Regions from separate parts of the Homo sapiens genome. Here region 2 is linked to region 1. A link is a loop called in an ENCODE intact Hi-C map of the cell type or tissue named here. Cell type or tissue: heart right ventricle. All regions are shown on one strand. Each heading gives the region's core, and the rest is flanking DNA. Links, peaks and the distances in the headings are about the cores only.

What was found. A loop is a pair of places that touch in the nucleus more often than their neighbours do. Peaks named below come from ENCODE experiments on the same cell type or tissue, not always from the same donor. Only the 100,000 strongest peaks of a DNase experiment are listed, where the experiment ranks them.
Region 2: a loop joins it to region 1, with 6 times the contacts of the local background. A loop is called at or near these places in 92 of 110 quality-filtered maps.

The regions. Positions count from the first base shown.
Region 1 is chr5:39,001,865-39,010,571 of GRCh38, reverse strand. It overlaps RICTOR (RPTOR independent companion of MTOR complex 2), which reads left to right. Exons shown (of 38, transcript NM_152756.5): 4 at 6,950-7,014; 5 at 7,906-8,037. Among named protein-coding and RNA genes, the nearest start is that of RICTOR, 68 kb to the left of the region's middle. In heart right ventricle, for the core only: a CTCF peak has its summit at 4,804 (motif pointing left); no DNase peak of the experiment used is centred there; H3K27ac peaks cover 2,715 bases.
Region 2 is chr5:39,077,325-39,086,031 of GRCh38, reverse strand. No RefSeq gene overlaps it. Among named protein-coding and RNA genes, the nearest start is that of RICTOR, 7.3 kb to the right of the region's middle. In heart right ventricle, for the core only: a CTCF peak has its summit at 5,237; a DNase peak (open chromatin) is centred at 5,261; H3K27ac peaks cover 161 bases.

The DNA of each region.
Region 1 (8,707 bases), core at 658-8,657:
AAGCCATTCAACAGGTCTATAGGACGTTCCAAGCTTTCCCACATTTTCCTCTGTCTTCTGAGCCCTCTAACTGTTCCAGCCTCTGCCTGTTACCCAGTTCCAAAGTCACTTCCACATGTCGTGTATCTTTACAGCAGTGCCCCACTCTCTGTGGTAGCAGTTTACTGTGTTAGTCTGTTCTCACAGTGCTATAAAGAACTGCCTGAGATTGGATAATCTATAAAGGAAAGAGGTTTAATTGACTTACAGTTCTGCATGGCTGGGGAGACCTCAGGGAACTTACAATCATGGCGGAAGGGGAATCAAACACATCCTTCTTCACATGGCAGCAGGAGGGAAAATGAGTGCCTAGAAAAGGGGGAAGCCTCTCATAAAACCATCAGATCTCGTGAGAACTCACTGTCAGACGAGATTGGGTGTGTTCAGGGTGATATGGTCATAGATGGAACTCACTTTCACATGAAGAGCATGGTGGAAACTGCTCCCATGATTCAGTTATCTCCACCTGGTCCTGCCCTTGACACGTGGGGATTATTAGAATTCAAGGTGAGATTTTGGTGGGGACACAGAGCCAAACCATATCACATAGAAAAAGAGCTAAACAGTTTAATGTGTACTTTAGGGTTTGGTTATTTAAATTAGGAGATAACTAGTAAGGTAGTCATCACAAGAAGTTTGTATCAAAGTCATTCTTATTCATAATATTTTGAGATTTATATATGAATTCTTAGTGATTAGCAGTGAAAGTATAATATTTCTTTGATAATCCAAAATTTAGAATTCTATTACTATCTTCTTTCCTATTCCCAATATATATGTGAATTTATTTACACATAGAAAGTTTAATCACTGCTCGGGATAATTCTAATTCAAAAGGTTTTTCATTTAAGACTGATTAAAGCCCTCTTCTACAGTCCTGGAAACAACCTGAAGGCATTTAACCATTATTGAATGGTTAAATGGTTAAATTTAACCATTATTGAATTCCATTTACTATGTCTGGAAAATAGGCACTAATTAATAACAAATATATTGTGTTTCTGCCATAATTGTTCTTTTTAGTTATTTATGATTTTCCAGTTTCCAGCTGATTCAGCATCTTTCTCAAAAACTTTTCTTGCATTTGAGATGCATTGACATTAATAATCAGAAAATGACACACCTCTCTAAACACTTTTTAAATGGTGCGTGTTTGTTTTTTAAGATTATAATACCTTTGAATTTTGTTTAACTTTTTCACTAAAACTGCTAACTCTAGGAAATGTTAAGTGATAAATGGTCATATATTTTTCTCGTCTGAGAAGGTAGATAATTTGAAAATTGTGTTCTCTGAATCTATAGTTTTCTACAAGGTTGACTGGCAAGTATGAAAAATATAATGCAGGAAATGAGAGTCAAGTACACACTTAGGGGAAAAACCAACCTTTTAAAGGACAAGACTTTGTATATTTGTAGAATTTTACAACCTTTCATTTTATTAACATTCATTATTACTGTAGCAGAGGAATGGAAATACTCCCTTTTTAAGCAGTTGAGTTGATATGTGTAAATTATAATTTAAGAAAGTAACATTTTTTCCCAGTTTGAAAGCACAATATTTTGTATGTTGATATAAACAAATTCTAACCTTAATTTTTCTATATTATATATATTTGAATATTCCCAAGGATGAAGTAATGATAACACTGTAAGCTGACCATATTTTTCTTTCTTACTCATGTATGGTACCACATAGTGATAATGCTAGTATTCTGAAATATGTGAGAAATCTTTAAAATAATAAATTATTTTAAGGAGTGAAAGTGCAGTTTTTTATATTTTAATTCTTTGAAATGGGCAGTTTTTTTTTAATGGTATATTTTTAGTTAGCAGTTCTGGAGAAAACAATAGTTAAATTTTCTTATTTGTTTTATGTATATATATAGCCAGGGTGCAGTTCTCCAGATTCTTGATGCCACATTTGAGGCTGGAGAAATGAAATAAGATGGTAATGTTCAATTGTTTTTTACTTCCCCTAACCCCCAACCCTGTGTAAATAATTTCAATACAAAATTATAGTAATATTTTTCATAGTGGGCTCTGGCGTCAAACTGGTTTGATCTGATTTCCAGCTTTACCACTTAATTAGGCTTTGTGGCCTTAGGAAGTCATATTAACCTCTCTAAGCCTCAGTTGTTTTCATTTACAGAAGTACTACCAGGGTTGAGAAGATTACCAGTCAATAATTGTTACTTCTGTGTGTATTCATCAATACTATATATAAAACTATTCCTAGATGGTGTGATACATGTTTAATTGTGAACATTTATAAAATACACAAAAACGCAGAGGAGTTGTTGTTAAAAAAATTTTTGGTGTTAAAATTTTGATGTATATCCTTTTTTTTTAAAGTGTGTTTTTAAGAAATATGTCTTACAGAATCTTTTCCCCATTTAGCAATAGATTCTGCATATTTTTCTTATGATTGTATATTACAGTATTTTAATGGCCTCATGAAGTTCCTCCTTTATAAACATTTTATTCCCATTTCTTTAATGTTATAAATAATGTCATAAGCATCTTGTACTTGAACCTACTTTATATTAGTAAAATAATTTAAAATACATAAATCTCCAAAAGTGGATCTTGATCCTAGTGCATTTTTCCAATTTATTTTATAAAATATTTTCAGTTTTCAATCCCATTACCAGTATATAATAATATTTAAAATAATATTTTACAATATATTTAAAAACTATTATAGTAATATACAATATTTAAAACTATTTTCTGAAATATTTACAATAATAAAATAATATACAATAATATTTAAAACAATATTTTGCCATTTTTGTGAGTTGTAAGTAGAACTTTGCAATTCATTTGATTTGGGTTTTAGGAAAAATGAATATATGTCATATTTATTTGTCAATTATATTTCTTCAGTAAATTCCTTGTACATTTTCTTTGCCTGTTCTTCTTTGGGGTCCTGAGAAGTTTTTCCTCAATTTGTTTCAACCTTTTACATTATAAGGATCTGTATTAGTTTGCTAGGTGAGGATGGAATGCTGTGAGCTGAATTGTGTCTCGTCAAAATTCGTATGTTGAATTTCTAACCTCCAATACCTCAGAATGTGACTGTATTTGGAGATAGGGCCTTTGAAAAAGATAATTAAAGAAAAATGTGGTCATATGGGTGGGTGGGCCTAATCTAATATAATCTCTTATAAAAAGTGTAGATTAGGAGACAGACATACACATAGGAAGATATAGAAAATAGCCATATGTAAGGCAAGGAGAGAGACTTTAAAAAAACAACAACCCTGCCAACACCTTGATCTTAGATTTCTGGCCTCCAGAGTTATGAAAAAGTACATTTCTGTTGTTTAAGCCACCCAGTCTGTGACATATGTTATAGTAGCCCTAGCAAACTACATACAGTGCCTTAACCTTTTTCTTACCATATTTGTTGCAAATATTTTTTACTAACACATTGTCACTTTTAATTTTAGGTATATGGTTGGTTTTTTAGAGGTATAGAAGTTTTATCTCAAAACTTAGAAAATTTTATGTTATTTTAAATATGTATGTATAAAAACGCATTCTCTTAAATTTGTAACTACTTTCAACACTGTACAAGACAGTAAAAACAAAAGAAAAACATACTCTTTGAAAGTCTGAGGCCTCTTTGTTCGTCATATCAGAATTTTAAGGAATACCAGTATTGTAATATCAGCAGTGTTGCAATATCTGATAGCAGCTATTCTAGTCCTGTCTCCTACCCTATTCTGTTTGGGACCCCCTCCCCTCCCCTCCTCTCCTCTCCCCTCCTCTCCCCTCCTCTCCCCTCCTCTCCCCTCCTCTCCCCTCCTCTCCCCTCCTCTCCCCTCCTCTCCCTTCCCCTTCCCTCCCCTTATTTCCTCTAAAGAAAAAATTGGACAGGAAATTTTTACAGTTATCCTACCAATAGGGTAGTGAACTTTTATCAGCTTTTTCTTAGGGTCCATGCTTCTCGTGGATGTGATGTGATATGTTGATCACTTTGGTTGCTTTATACTGTATGGTTACAATGTTTATAACTTCATACTGAGAAAGAATATTAGCACTTTGGAGACCCTTCTTGGTCTTCAGTGTTAAATAAATGATTTATCTTCTCTTTAATCCATTTCAGTTAGCCGCAATAAATCAATTAAGGACATTATATGTAACTTTTAGGTAAAAGTCAATTCTCCAGACTCATATCTAGATTAAACTGGCATATATTCATCCAGGTGGGATCCATAAAGGTAGTATTAGACCACCGCTCTCAATGAAAACTAGGAAAACCTGTTTGAAGGCAGCAGGAAGCTGCTCGGGCAACAATAAGTGCAGACACCAACCTTTCAGAAAAGAGAGAATCTTGTACAAATAAGCTGCTTCAACAACTTTTTCCCAGGGGACACTTGCTGATGTTAAGTATGGGCAGGAAACGGGATTCAAGCATTAGGCCCAGAAATACTGTTGCCGAAAGTCAAAAAACAGCACAGAGGTTTTGGTGGAGTCCTACCTAGATGCATCAAGCATGAGGAGATTCTCCCCTCAGTTCAGTTGTTTAATCCTGGGGCTACCTGGGATGAGAAACTTAAAACCTAAGTAGAAAATCTTTGAAAATCAGGAATGGAGTTTGCAGGACAAAAATTAAATTTTTCATCCTCCTTGGACTAGTTTTCTTAACAATAAGCTTTCAGTTGAAACTTCAGGTGGCAGGGAAAAAGCAGAGGTAGGCCTGGTCTTACCAGGGCAACCACCTAACGTGGACTCAACACCATCTAGTGGTTTAACAGAAAGAAGGCTGAACCTTCTGTGGAGACAGATAACACCATCAAATCTTTGCAAGTTTTTATATACAATCAAAGACTAAGGAGCTACCAAAGGACAGGATTACATGACTAGAACAAAAGGGAAAACAGTTAATAACAGATCCAGAGATGATCCACATCATTCAGGTTTATTAGATGAAACCTATTTTCAGTAACAACTATGTCATGAACATAGAGGACGTATGGAGAAAATTGATGTGAAATGAAGAATTTCATTAGCACATTGGAATGGCTAAAAGGATTAAATGGAAATTCAAGAAGGGAATAATACAGTATCTACATTTAAAAACTCATTAGATACATGTAATAGAAGATTAGACACATCAGAAAACAGGTTATAGAAAATATTCAACTGAAGCATTGAGATAAAATGGAAAAAAAAAAAAAGAGGATTTACGGATTTGTGATACACATGAGAAGATCTGGCATACATTTAATTGAATTACCAGAAGGAGAGTTTGGACAGAAGTAGTTTTGAAAATATATTGTATAGAATTTTTCAAAACTGCAGAAGTAGATCAACCCAGAGATTTAGGAAGTTTTGTTTACCCTAAGCAGGATAGCTACAAAGGAAACCACACCTAGAAACATTGTAATAAGATTGCTGGAAACCAAAGATAAGGAAAGATGTCTTTAAAAGAGTCTGAGTGAGAGGCCGGGCGCTGTGGCTCATGCCCATAATCCCAGCACTTTGGGAGGCCAAGGCGGGCGGATCACCTGAGGTCGGGAGTTTGAGACCAGCCTGACCAACATGGAGAAACCCTGTCTCTACTAAAAATACAAAATTAGCTGGGCGTGGTGGCACATGCCTGTAATCCCAGCTACTAGGGAGGCTGAAGCAGGGGAATCGCTTGAACGTGGGAGGCGGAGGTTGCGGTGAGCTGAGATTGCACCATTGCGCTCCAGTCTGGGCAACAAGAATGAAACTCCATCTCAAAAAAAAAAAAAAAAAAAAAAGAGTCTGAGAGGCCCAGTGCGGTGGCTCACGCCTGTAATCCCAGCACTTCAGGAGGCTTAGGCAGGCAGATCGTGGATCACCTAAGGTCAGGAGTTCGAGACCAGCCTGGCCAACATGGTGAAACTCCGTCTGTACTAAAAATACAAAAATTAGCTGGGCGTGGTGGCAGGCACCTGTAATCCCAGCTACTCGGAGGGCTGAGGCGGGAGAATCACTTGAACCCGGGAGGCAGAGGTTGCAGTGATCTCAGATCAGGCCACTGCACTCCAGCCTGGGTGACAGAGTGAGACTCCGTCTCAAAAAAAAAAAAAGAGTTTGAGAAATAAATGACATGACTTTCAAAAGAGTCAACAATAAGACTGATGGCAGACTTCACAACTGAAATAGTGGAGGCCATCTTGAAACTGTTGGAGGAAAATAGCAGCTAACCTAAACTTCTAAATATCCAGCAAAATATTCTTCAAACTTCAATGTAAAAAAAAAAATTATTTCCAGAGAAATAAAAACCAAGAAAATCATTACCAGCAACCTGGTCTAAAATTAAAACACTAACAGAACAAGTCAACAGCAACAACAGAGTTCTTCAGGTAAAAGGAAGATATCCCAATAAGGAACCATCAAAATGATGAATAATAAAAAGGGTAAATATGTGAATAAATATAAACTGATATTGACTAAATACTGTTAAAACCCATTAACAGTAATACGGTATAGTTTTTAAAAGATAGAAAAAACAATTGTAAAGTGAAATGTGAGGGGAGAAAGTGAAATTAAAGTGTGAGATTCTGGCATTGAGGACATTGTGAAGTGATACTTTTTGTTAGATAAGTCAACAATGCATGTTGTAATCTTAATAGTAGCCACTAAAAGAACCATTTTTAAAACAGTAAATTATTGAGAAGGAAAATGGAATAATAGAAAACAAATGATTTTTTAAAAGGCAGGAAAGATAAAAGATTAAAGAAACTTAAAACTGGCAGGTCAAATGAGAAATAGATGATACAAATAAAGCTGCTGATTTGAACAGTAAAATCATATTTTTCAAAATATTATTCCATAAAAATACCTTATTTTCCAGTGTAAATATATAATGTATATAAATATGTGAAAATATACAACACATAAATGCACACTTATTTTGTTTTTCTGACAGCTTCTTTGTGATATTGGCCACAGTGAAGAAAAACTGGGCTTTCACTATGAGGATATCATAATTTGGTAAGTGTGGTTCATTCCCCCCTCCCATCCCTTTCAGATTTTAGTAATTTTAATTTTAGTAATTTTAAACTAGAAATAGAATAATACAGCACCTCATATTTGATTTTATAGAAATAGTTGCTTGAACATTAGAAAAAATCTAAGAGCTACAGTAGTTTTGTTTTTGTGAGTCTTTGTGATATTTTCTAATTACTAAATATGAAGAACCAAAGTGAATGTTCAAAAATATCTGGACTTCTATAATTTAAACTTTTAAATTAAATCTGAAATTTGCAGACTAAATTTCTCATATTATTCCCAGGAACAACTATAACTCTAGGTCTTACCTAAGAGAAAGTTTGTGCTTACAACAGACTTGATTTGCCCATGCACACTAATAGAGGCATGTTATATGGCTTTATAACTATCTTTTAGGTACTCTTAGGAATTAAAATTGATATAAAAGGTCTGTGCCTGCTATTGGCATAAATTATTATTATCATTGATTTAAACCAATGATTTTTGGGAGGTATGGAACCAGGTAGGCAGAGAGAGGATATTCGATTGTAGAGACACAAATGGTACAGCTTGAAAAAGGCTGTACCATTGTTTATATAAAACAAAGGCTGTTTCCATTGTTTATATAAAATAAAGTACAGAAGGTAAGAAAGAACTCAATAACATTTTCTTGATTGGTAAGAATGTACTAAGGAGGCACAGATTTAAAAAAACAACACTAAGTGAAATTGTGTGGCTTGGAGTGAGTAATTTTTATATATGTAGAATGCTCTTAGAATTCTGTGCATGACTAGAATTTTTGCATATTTTGGCTGAGGAATAATTTGGTAATATAATTTTGTGTGTATTTGAAACCTGTGCAGCAAAACTTGTATTTTGTTTGTTTTCATACAGTTTGCGGTTAGCTTTATTAAATGAAGCAAAAGAAGTGCGAGCAGCAGGGCTACGAGCGCTTCGATATCTCATCCAAGACTCCAGTATTCTCCAGAAGGTGCTAAAATTGAAAGTGGACTATTTAATAGCTAGGTAAATTTCCTAGACTTGTTTATATATTTTTGAAATTTTGTGTTGAGTTTTTAGCATGCCTGCCATAAAGTGTATAGATTTGTACTGTAGTGTAACTTTGATGAATTTTGTGTGTGTGTATATATATATATATACACACACACACACACACAACCAAGTAACAAGATTTAGAACATTTTCAGCATCCCAGTAAAGCTCTGTTACATCTCCAATCAGTTGTAAACATTATTCTGACTTTTCCCATTGCAGACTAGTTTTTCCTGTTCTTGAGCATTGTGTGTTGGACGTATACAGTAATTACTCTTTCTTCTTCTCATTATTATCTTTGAGATTCATACATGTTGATTTTTTTTTTTTTTTTTTTTGCTGTGTAACATTTCATTTTATAAATAGACCACAATTTATTCCATTCTGTTGAAGCTTTTCTGGGTTGTTTTCAGTGTTTGACTATTTGGAATAAAGCTGCCCTGAATGTTCTTGTAGAAGGCTGCAAGAATATTCTTATAGAAGAGGAAATGCACTCATTTCTCTTAGGTATATGTAGAACTAGAATTTCTGGGTTATAAGGTACATGTATGTTTAGCTTTAGTAGATATTGCTAAATAGTTTGCTAAATGATTGCACTGATTATACTTCTACTATTATGTATAGGAGTTTCAGTCTCCCCGTG
Region 2 (8,707 bases), core at 259-8,258, 76 kb before region 1:
CCATGCTAGTTTCAGGGCCTGTAAGGGTCTAGGTTCTTTCCCGTGACTAGGATTGCAGAAGTCATGGTGGAACCATAGTCCGCAGGGGGTCACTCATTTACCCTTTCCCTGTATTCCCCACTCCCAGACAATCCTGGCTGAGAAGGCTGCCTCGCTTCTTTCTCCTTCCTTGCTTTAGGTTTTTCTGTCACTTTCCTGTTGAATTCCAGTGTTCTGCTTTGGATGATCCATTCAAAGTGTGATTATTCACTATTTTGGTTCTTCTTTGGGCAGGAGGCAAGTATGAAATGCTTCTAGTCGGCCATCTTGAAGTCCATTCCCAGATGTTTTGATTATATAGAAATAACTTAATTTTTCCATTTTTATTGAAGATAGGTATTAAAAATACAGAAATTTTGGTTGATACTGATTTTTCTTCAGCACTCTAAAGATATTTTTCCTTTTTTCTCCATATTATTTATGTTGAGGAAACTACATAATTATTCTAATTGTAATTTCTGCAAGTTATTTGCCTTTCCTTTCCACTTGTTTTTAAGATTGCTTTGTTTTTAGTGTTTTTAGTGTTCTGTACTTTCACTATATAGTGTCCACTTGATTTATCTTGATTTACATATATTATCCCTCTTATATTTGTTAATTTTTGTCTTTCACTAGTCCCAGAAAATGCATAATCTTTTCAAATATTATATCTTCTTTGATCTCTCAATTCTTTCCTTCTTGGAATCCTGCTAGATCTTTTCATTTGGTACTCCATAAATTTTTTACCGCTTGCAATAATGACTTCTGTTATTTCCATTTTTATTAAAGTATAAATTACATAAGGCAAATTTACCCTTTTTAATATACAGTTCTGTAAGTTTAACAAGCACATACAGTCACATAACCCCCACTGTATCCAAGAATTTGACTCATTTCATCACTCCTAAAAATGACACTGTGCCATGTTATAGTTAACTCCACTGCCCAACCCAAGATCCTGGCCACCACTGATCTTGCTGTCACTATAGTTATGCCTTTTCCAGAATGTCAAATACATAAAATTATAGAGTATAGAGCCTTTTAAGTCTGGCTCCTTTCACTTAGCATAATACATTTGAAATTCATGCATATTGTAGGCCGGGCGTGGTGGCTCACGCCTGTAATCCCAGCACTTTGGGAGGCCGAAGCTGTTGGATCACGAGGTCAGGATTTCAAGACCAGCCTGGCCAACATAGTGAAACCCCGTCTCTACTAAAAATACAAAAATTAGCTGGGCATGGTGGCGTGTGCCTGTAATCCCAGCTACTTGGGAGGCTGAGGCAGGAGAATTGCTTGAACTGGGACCCGGGAAGCGAAAGTTGCAGTGAGCCAAGATAGCACTACTGCACTCCAGAGTGAACTACAGAGTGACACTCCATCTCAAAAAAAAAAAAAAAAAAAAATTAGACGGGTGTGGTGGCACATGCCTGTAATCCCAGCTACTTGGGAGGCTGAGGCAGGAGAATCGCTTGAACCTGGGAGGAGGAACTTGCGGTGAGCCAAGATCACACCATTGCACTCCAGCCTGGGCAACAAGAGAGAAACTCTATCTCAAAAAAAAAAAAAAAAAAAAAGAAATTCATGCATATTGTTTTGTGATTCAGTAATCTGTTCCTTTTTAATGCTAAGTGGTATTCAAATGTACAATTATTCCATAATTTGTCTATCCATTCTCCAGTTGAGAGACATTTGGGTTGACTTTAGTTTGTTAGTTTTTGGCAATAACAAGTAAAGCCCCTATAAATACTCACATCCAGATTTTCATGTGAACATAAGTTATTATTTCACTGGGGGAACACCTAGGTGTGGGATTGCTGAGTTGTACGATAAGTGCATGTGTAACTTCAAAAGAAACTGGCTGACTGATTTCCAAAGTCTCTGAGCTATTTTGTGTCCCCACCTCTCTTGTGTGAGAGAGTTGCACTTGTTCCACATCTTTGCCATTTTTGGTATTTTCCTTTTATGTACTTTTTAAGCCTTTCTAATAGGTATGTAGTGATATCTTATTGTGGTTTTAATGACCATATTCTTCATAACTAATTTTACTGAGTAATGTTTATATGCTTATTTTCCATGGGTATATTTTTTTTGGTGAAGTGTCTATTCAAGTTTTTGTCCATTTTTTTCATTGTTTAGTTTTCTATTAGTGAGTATTGAGAGGTATTTATATAGCCTGCATACAATTACTTTATCAGATACATGATTTGAAAACATTTTCTCAGTCTGTGGCTTCTGTTTTTATTCTCTTAAAAGTGTCTTTTTAGGGGCAGAAGTTTTTCTTTTTGATGACTTCAATCCATCAATTATTTCTCATATTGATCATGTTTCTAGTATAGTATCTAAGAACTCCTTTCTTCCACTCAAGGCTACAGAAATTTTTTCTATTTTTTTTCTAGAAGTTGTGTAGTTTCAATTTTACATTTAGATTTATGATTCATTTTGAGTAAATTTTTGCATACAGTGTAACATACAGATCAAGGTTCATTATATGTATGTGGATAGCCAATTGATCCAACACCATTTGTTGAAAAGGACTGTTCTTTCTACAATGAATTGTCTTTGTACCTTCATCAATAATTAATTAAATATATATACTTTGTGAGCTCTTTATGATATGGTTTTGCTCTGTGTCACCACCCAAATTTCATCTTGAATTGGAATTCCCATAATCCCCACATGTCGAAGGCAGGACCTGACGGGAAGTAATTGGATCACAGGGTCAGTTTCCCCCATGGAGTTCTTATGATTGTCACTGAGTTCTCAAAAGATATGATGGTTTTATAAGGGGCTTCCCCCTTTGCTCATTTGCTGTCTTGCCTGCCACCATTTAAGACGTGCCTCTTCCCCTTCTGCCATGATTGTAAGTTTCCTGAGGCCTCCCCAGCCCTGAGAAACTGTGAGTCAATTAAACCTCTTTTCTCTATAAACTACCCAGTCTTGGGTATGTCTTTATAGCAGTGTGAGAATAGACTAACACATTTCTGTCCTATTAGTTTATATATACATCCTTTCTCTAAAGTTGTCTTGTCTTCACTCTGGCATTAGAGTAAGTCTTGAATTCAGATAGTGTTTCTTTAGTATTGTGCTGACAATTTTAGACCTTTGCCTTTCTATATAAACTTTATAATCATTTTGCATATCTACCAAATAACTTCTTGAGTAAGCTTTGGTGTTTTCTGTCTTTAAAGGATTTGGTCCACCTCATCTAAGTTAACAAATTTATTGGCATAAAGTTGTTAATATTCCCTTCCTATACTTTTAACATCTATAGGTTCTATGCTAATGGCCCATCCTTCATTTTGGATATTTGTTATTTCTTGCTTGTCTCTTTTTTCTTGGTCAATTTAGCTAGAGGTTTATCCATTATTACTTCATTTTCTCTGCCCCAATCTCTCTCTCCTCTGCTTCTGGGATTTCAGTTACACATATTTCAGACTGCCTGATTTTTTTTATATGGGTTACTAAGGCTTTTTCTTCTTCCTTATTTCCCCAGTCTTTTTCTTCTCTATGCATTTTGTTGGTTTGTCTTCAAATTCACAACCCTTTTCTTTTTTAGGGTACAATCTGTCATCATTTAGTGAATTTCTGACTAATATATCATCATTTCTGGCACAGTGTTTTTCATTTCTAAAATGCACACTTGGTTATTTTTTACAGAATACATTTCTCTCTAGAGAGTATCCATCTGTTTACTTACTGTGTCCAACATTTCTTTTAAATCTTTGATCATATTTATGAAACTCTATTAATTCCAATGTCCATGCTTTCTCTAGTCTTGGTTTTTGTTTTTTGTTTTTTGGTTTTTGGTTTTGGTTTTGTTTTGTTTCTTTTTGAGATGAAGTCTCACTCAGTTGCCTAGGCTGGAGTGCAGTGGCATGATCTCGGCTCACCGCAAGCTCCGCCTCCCAGGTTCAAGCGATTCTCCTGCCTCAGTCTTCTGAGTAGCTGGGATTACAGGCATGCATCACCACGCATAGCTAATTTTTGTATTTTTAGTAAAGACGGGGTTTCACCATGTTGGTCAGGCTGGTCTCGAACTCCTGACCTCATGATCTGCCCGCCTCGGCCTCCCAAAGTGCTGAGATTACAGGCGTGAGCCACTGTACCCGGCCTCTGGTCTTGTTTTTAATTGATTTTTTTCTCATGAGGATGAGTCACATTTTCCTCATTTTTCAAATCTCATAAAATTTTTGCTGTATGCTGAACGTTACCAATGTGATTTGTCGGAGAGTTGGAATATTGTTGTTGTATTTTTGAGTTTAGTTTTAAACCCTGTTCTTTAGTTAATTTATTGGGAGATCAGCTTGATCCTATTGGGGCTTGACTTTGAACTCTGTTTAGGTATATCTATAGCAGCCTTATTCTAGGACTGATGTATCCTTTTCGATAAGTTATGGCCTTTGTGGGATCTCAGTGCAACCCATTTCCTAACGTATAGCCTTTTGGGTGTCTTACTTGCATACTCAAAGTGTTCACCAAAGTCTCTTTACTTGCCGGTTGGATGTCTTTCAGCAATCTGCAACCTCTGGAATCTCCATTTAGTTCAGAGCCCCCAGGGGCTGTTCTTTGCCATGTTTCACTGAGTCTTACCCTATGATTGTTCAGCTTAAAATTCAGCTAAATAAGCAAAGGGATCCCAGTGCAGATTTCTGGAGCTCCTACTTTGCACAGCTCTCTCATCTCTGGTATTATGCCCCTCATCTCGACTTCAGTTTTTCTTTCCTCCATTCCGTGAGACTGCTGCTCTGTTTAGGTTCCACAAATTTTGTGTTGCATTTTCAAAGCTGGAGGGAAGGTGAAACTCACCTTTTTTGCTCCTTTTATGTCAAGGTCATAGTGCCACACTATTGTCCAGTGCCTAAACACTGCTGTTTCATATATTTGTCTAAATTAACAATTGTTTATTGTAGGAAGGTACATCCAACAATCATTATTCTATCATGGATAGAATAATAAATTCATTTGAAAAAAATTATTTAATATGGAATAGCTACTTTGTATTTTGTTTCATATCATCAATATCTGAAGTCCTTGGCATAGAATTCTGTTTATTTTGATTTATACGGATTCTTACTCATAGTCAGTTTTTTCTATGAGTTTAATGATCTTTGAATGTGAGCTTTTATTTGTTTGATCTTGATATGTGACGATCCTAGGAACTGATGAAGTAATGGACTTTCCCCAAAAAGGATTTGTAATTGCTACTGCTGAAAGCCAGGGGGCACTACCAACCTGGGTCCACTTTGGTCCACTTCTAGGATCCTGGACTTAACGCAAGAGCCTGATGTTCTGCTTTCCTACCTTGCAGTGGCTTAGTCTTCAGATCTAGATAGCTAGAGAGGACCTTTTTTCCAGTTTTCTAGTTGCTCACTGCTCCTCACTCTGACTTCAGTGTCCTATTTTGTTATTTTTTTTTTTTTGTGGAGGAATTTGGAGGAATTTTTTTAGTCCCCTACCCCTACGTGCCCCCTTCAAAAAAAAAAAAAAGAAAGAAAGAGAGAGAACAGAAAAAAGAAAAGAAATGAAATGAAAGAAAAAGGTAAACTATTAATATTTATTATACATATTAACAATGGAGCTGTCATCTTGTCAGAAGGTTAAATTGACATGAGTCATATAAGTATTCTGAGGGAAGATTGGGAGTTCTACAACTCAGAAGAATTCACAACAGACTCAGGAATTCTCTCCACTTTGGCATATGGCCATATACTTTATCTAGGTAAGTGGATTTAAGGAGGATATTATAAACTATTCCTCACAAAATGTACACACGGCTTAAGAAGAATCTTGCAAAGAAATTGTATGTAACACAAATAATAAAAGCACAGTACAGGTTTTAAAATATGGCAGACTTGATACTTCTGATTTTAGCACTTTATCAGCTTCATTACAAGGAAAAAGCAATGATAATGCAATCAGATGTCACAATGTCAGCCAACATTTTTTAAAATTAAAAATATTAGAATTATGTGAAATATGAATTTATATGCATTATCCTTCACTATTATCTGAGTCTAATTATATATTGCTCCTTGAGATGTCAGCTATTATAAAGCTACCAGATTAGCAAAATATTTTTAACATAAACAGAAAATAAAGATAATTTTCTGTATTTTTTCTGTGATGTTAGAAGTCATGCAATATTGAATCCATTACTTTGCAAAAAGACAGATTTTTTTCTTTTTTCTCAAGGTAGGGTCTTGCTTTACTACCCAGGCTGAAGTGCAGTGGTGTGATCATAGCTCAATGCAGCCTTGAAAAATCTGAGCTCAAGTGAGCCTCCCACCTCAGCCTCCCAAATAGCTGAGATTACAAGAGCATGACGTCATGCTAGATAACTTATTATTATTATTATTATTACTATTTTAGTAGAGACGAGATTTGCTACGTTGCCTAGGCTAGTCTGGAATTCTTGGGCTCAAAGGATCCTCCTGCCCCAGCCTCCCGTACTGCTGGGATTACAAGCATGAGCCACCCTGTCCTGTGAAAAGAGAAAGATTTCTTATTAGCAACAGACAAAAAGGAACATATCAGTTGGGAATATAGTGCTATTTCCTACTGTGGTTAAAAAAATGGCTGGGAATAAAAAAAAAAAAACAGAGAAAAATATTTGTTGACAAAACTAAAACGCAAACCTATTGGTCAACCAAAGCAGAAAAAGGGGTGGGGCAGGGGAAGGCTGAAGATTTGAAGAAAAAGGCATTTGAACAAATAAGCATTATGAACAAGCTTTGCTGTGTGTGCAGTTGAATGAAAGAATAAATATTTCTAACTATGTCTTAGCTTACGGTGTTGGCTTAATTCTGTTAAGCTTTTTTCTGTGCCATCAAAGTAAAAGTACCAAATACCAGGTGTCCTTATCAGTAAACAACTTCCTTAATAAGAACAATGTTTTATGAAAATCGATGAAGCAGTTCCCATCAATTTAAAAAGGAGTTCATACAGAAGTACAGAGATAGTACCACATGTGATAATTTTGTATAAATAAGACTTTTTAAAAAGTTTAATTTTCACACACTTTGAAATGAGAGGTGAAGAAAATCTTTTGTATTATACAGGTGTTTACTATTTATTTAGTGGCAAGCTTTTTTTTCATGATGACTGGTGGCTTCGAGTAGCATGTTACCTATCAGATTTTTTAAAAAAAATTAAAAAAAAATTTCCCTTCAAGGTAGATGTGATAACAATAACTAAGAAATTTAATACTTCCAAAAAACCTGTGCTAGGATGAGAGCATTTAGAAAACAGATATTTGAAAGTGTTTCAGTTTTGTGATTTTTTTCTGAAAAAACTTAAAATATAAATGTGTCACATATATAAATTTTCATATCTGCACACTTGAAAATCATGGGAACAGAGTTTCCCAATCTGCTTCAAAATCTTTCAGATAAATGGTTTTGCAACCATTTTGCTGAAAATTTCTAAATGTTATGTCTTCTAGTTTGATAGGAAAACTGATTGACATTAGGCAAGATGAATATTTGTTAGCCAAATTACTAGTTTGATAGGAAAACTGATTGACATTAGGGAAGATGGATATTTGTTAGCCAAATTACATTTCAAAAAGCTTTTGTATCACTGGGTGGACGAAATGGGAAAATGAGTTTTATGGTTTAGAAATGCGGCCAATACAGTAGTTCTTCCATTTTTAACTTTGCATTTTGTGAGGTCTCAGCTATTAAAACCCTATACCCACATAAACTCTTCTTAGAACTAGACTTTTAAATTTCAGTATCACAAAGTATATAACAAGAAATGTCGAGAATAATGAAGTATATTCAGCCCCATTGCTTTGTATTCGTGTCATTAGTAAAATAACATTAAAAATTACTTTTAACCATTTTTATTTTGTGTTTATGTTTTAAGTTCTAATTTAATTTAAAAAGTGAATATATATGTATTGCAGTGTATGTGCAAAAGTTCTTTTTTTAATGAACAGATGCACAAATAATTTTGATTGTTTATAATGACCTGTTAAGTAAGTCATTATTATAATCAACTGTTTATAATTTTGGTTTAGAATAGCCAACAAAATTTTTCTAAAATAGTTTTCCTAAAAAAATTCATGAGTAAAAATTTGTTTGGGAACAAGTAAAATGAGAAAACGGGAGAGAAAAATCACTCCAAATTCTACCATCTGTAGATAATAACTGTTGAAATTTTACTGCATACCCTTCTAGATTTCATTTTTTAACATATCTTCATCTTCCATAAACATAGGTTTATTCTTCATTTAAAACTGTTAGTCATAGAGAGTCTCTTTAAAGAATTATTTAAAAGGAAATTTATATGAGATTTTGGGACAGAGATTAAAATTTAAAGACACAATACTCAGGGGCTCTGTTCTGCTGTGACCAAGACATAATTAACACTGGATGGGATTGTAACATTTGTTAAATTTAATTCATTGCTTGTCGTGTAAATGGCCTTTAGATGTCTCAAATGTGCGGTTTAACTATGAAGTTACCAAGAAATAGTCTGACCAAATTTTGTGGCTTTTTACTTGCTTTATCTTCAAATGGCCTATGTACCAAGGCAGAGAGATTAAAGGGAACTAAGATTTTGATAAGGCTTTTGTTTCTGTTCAGTATTACAACTGTATCCCAAACCGATAAAATATGGTTTACATACTAGAATTATTACTAGAATTCTAGTTATATACTAGAATTATTAACTGCATGCAGGAGGG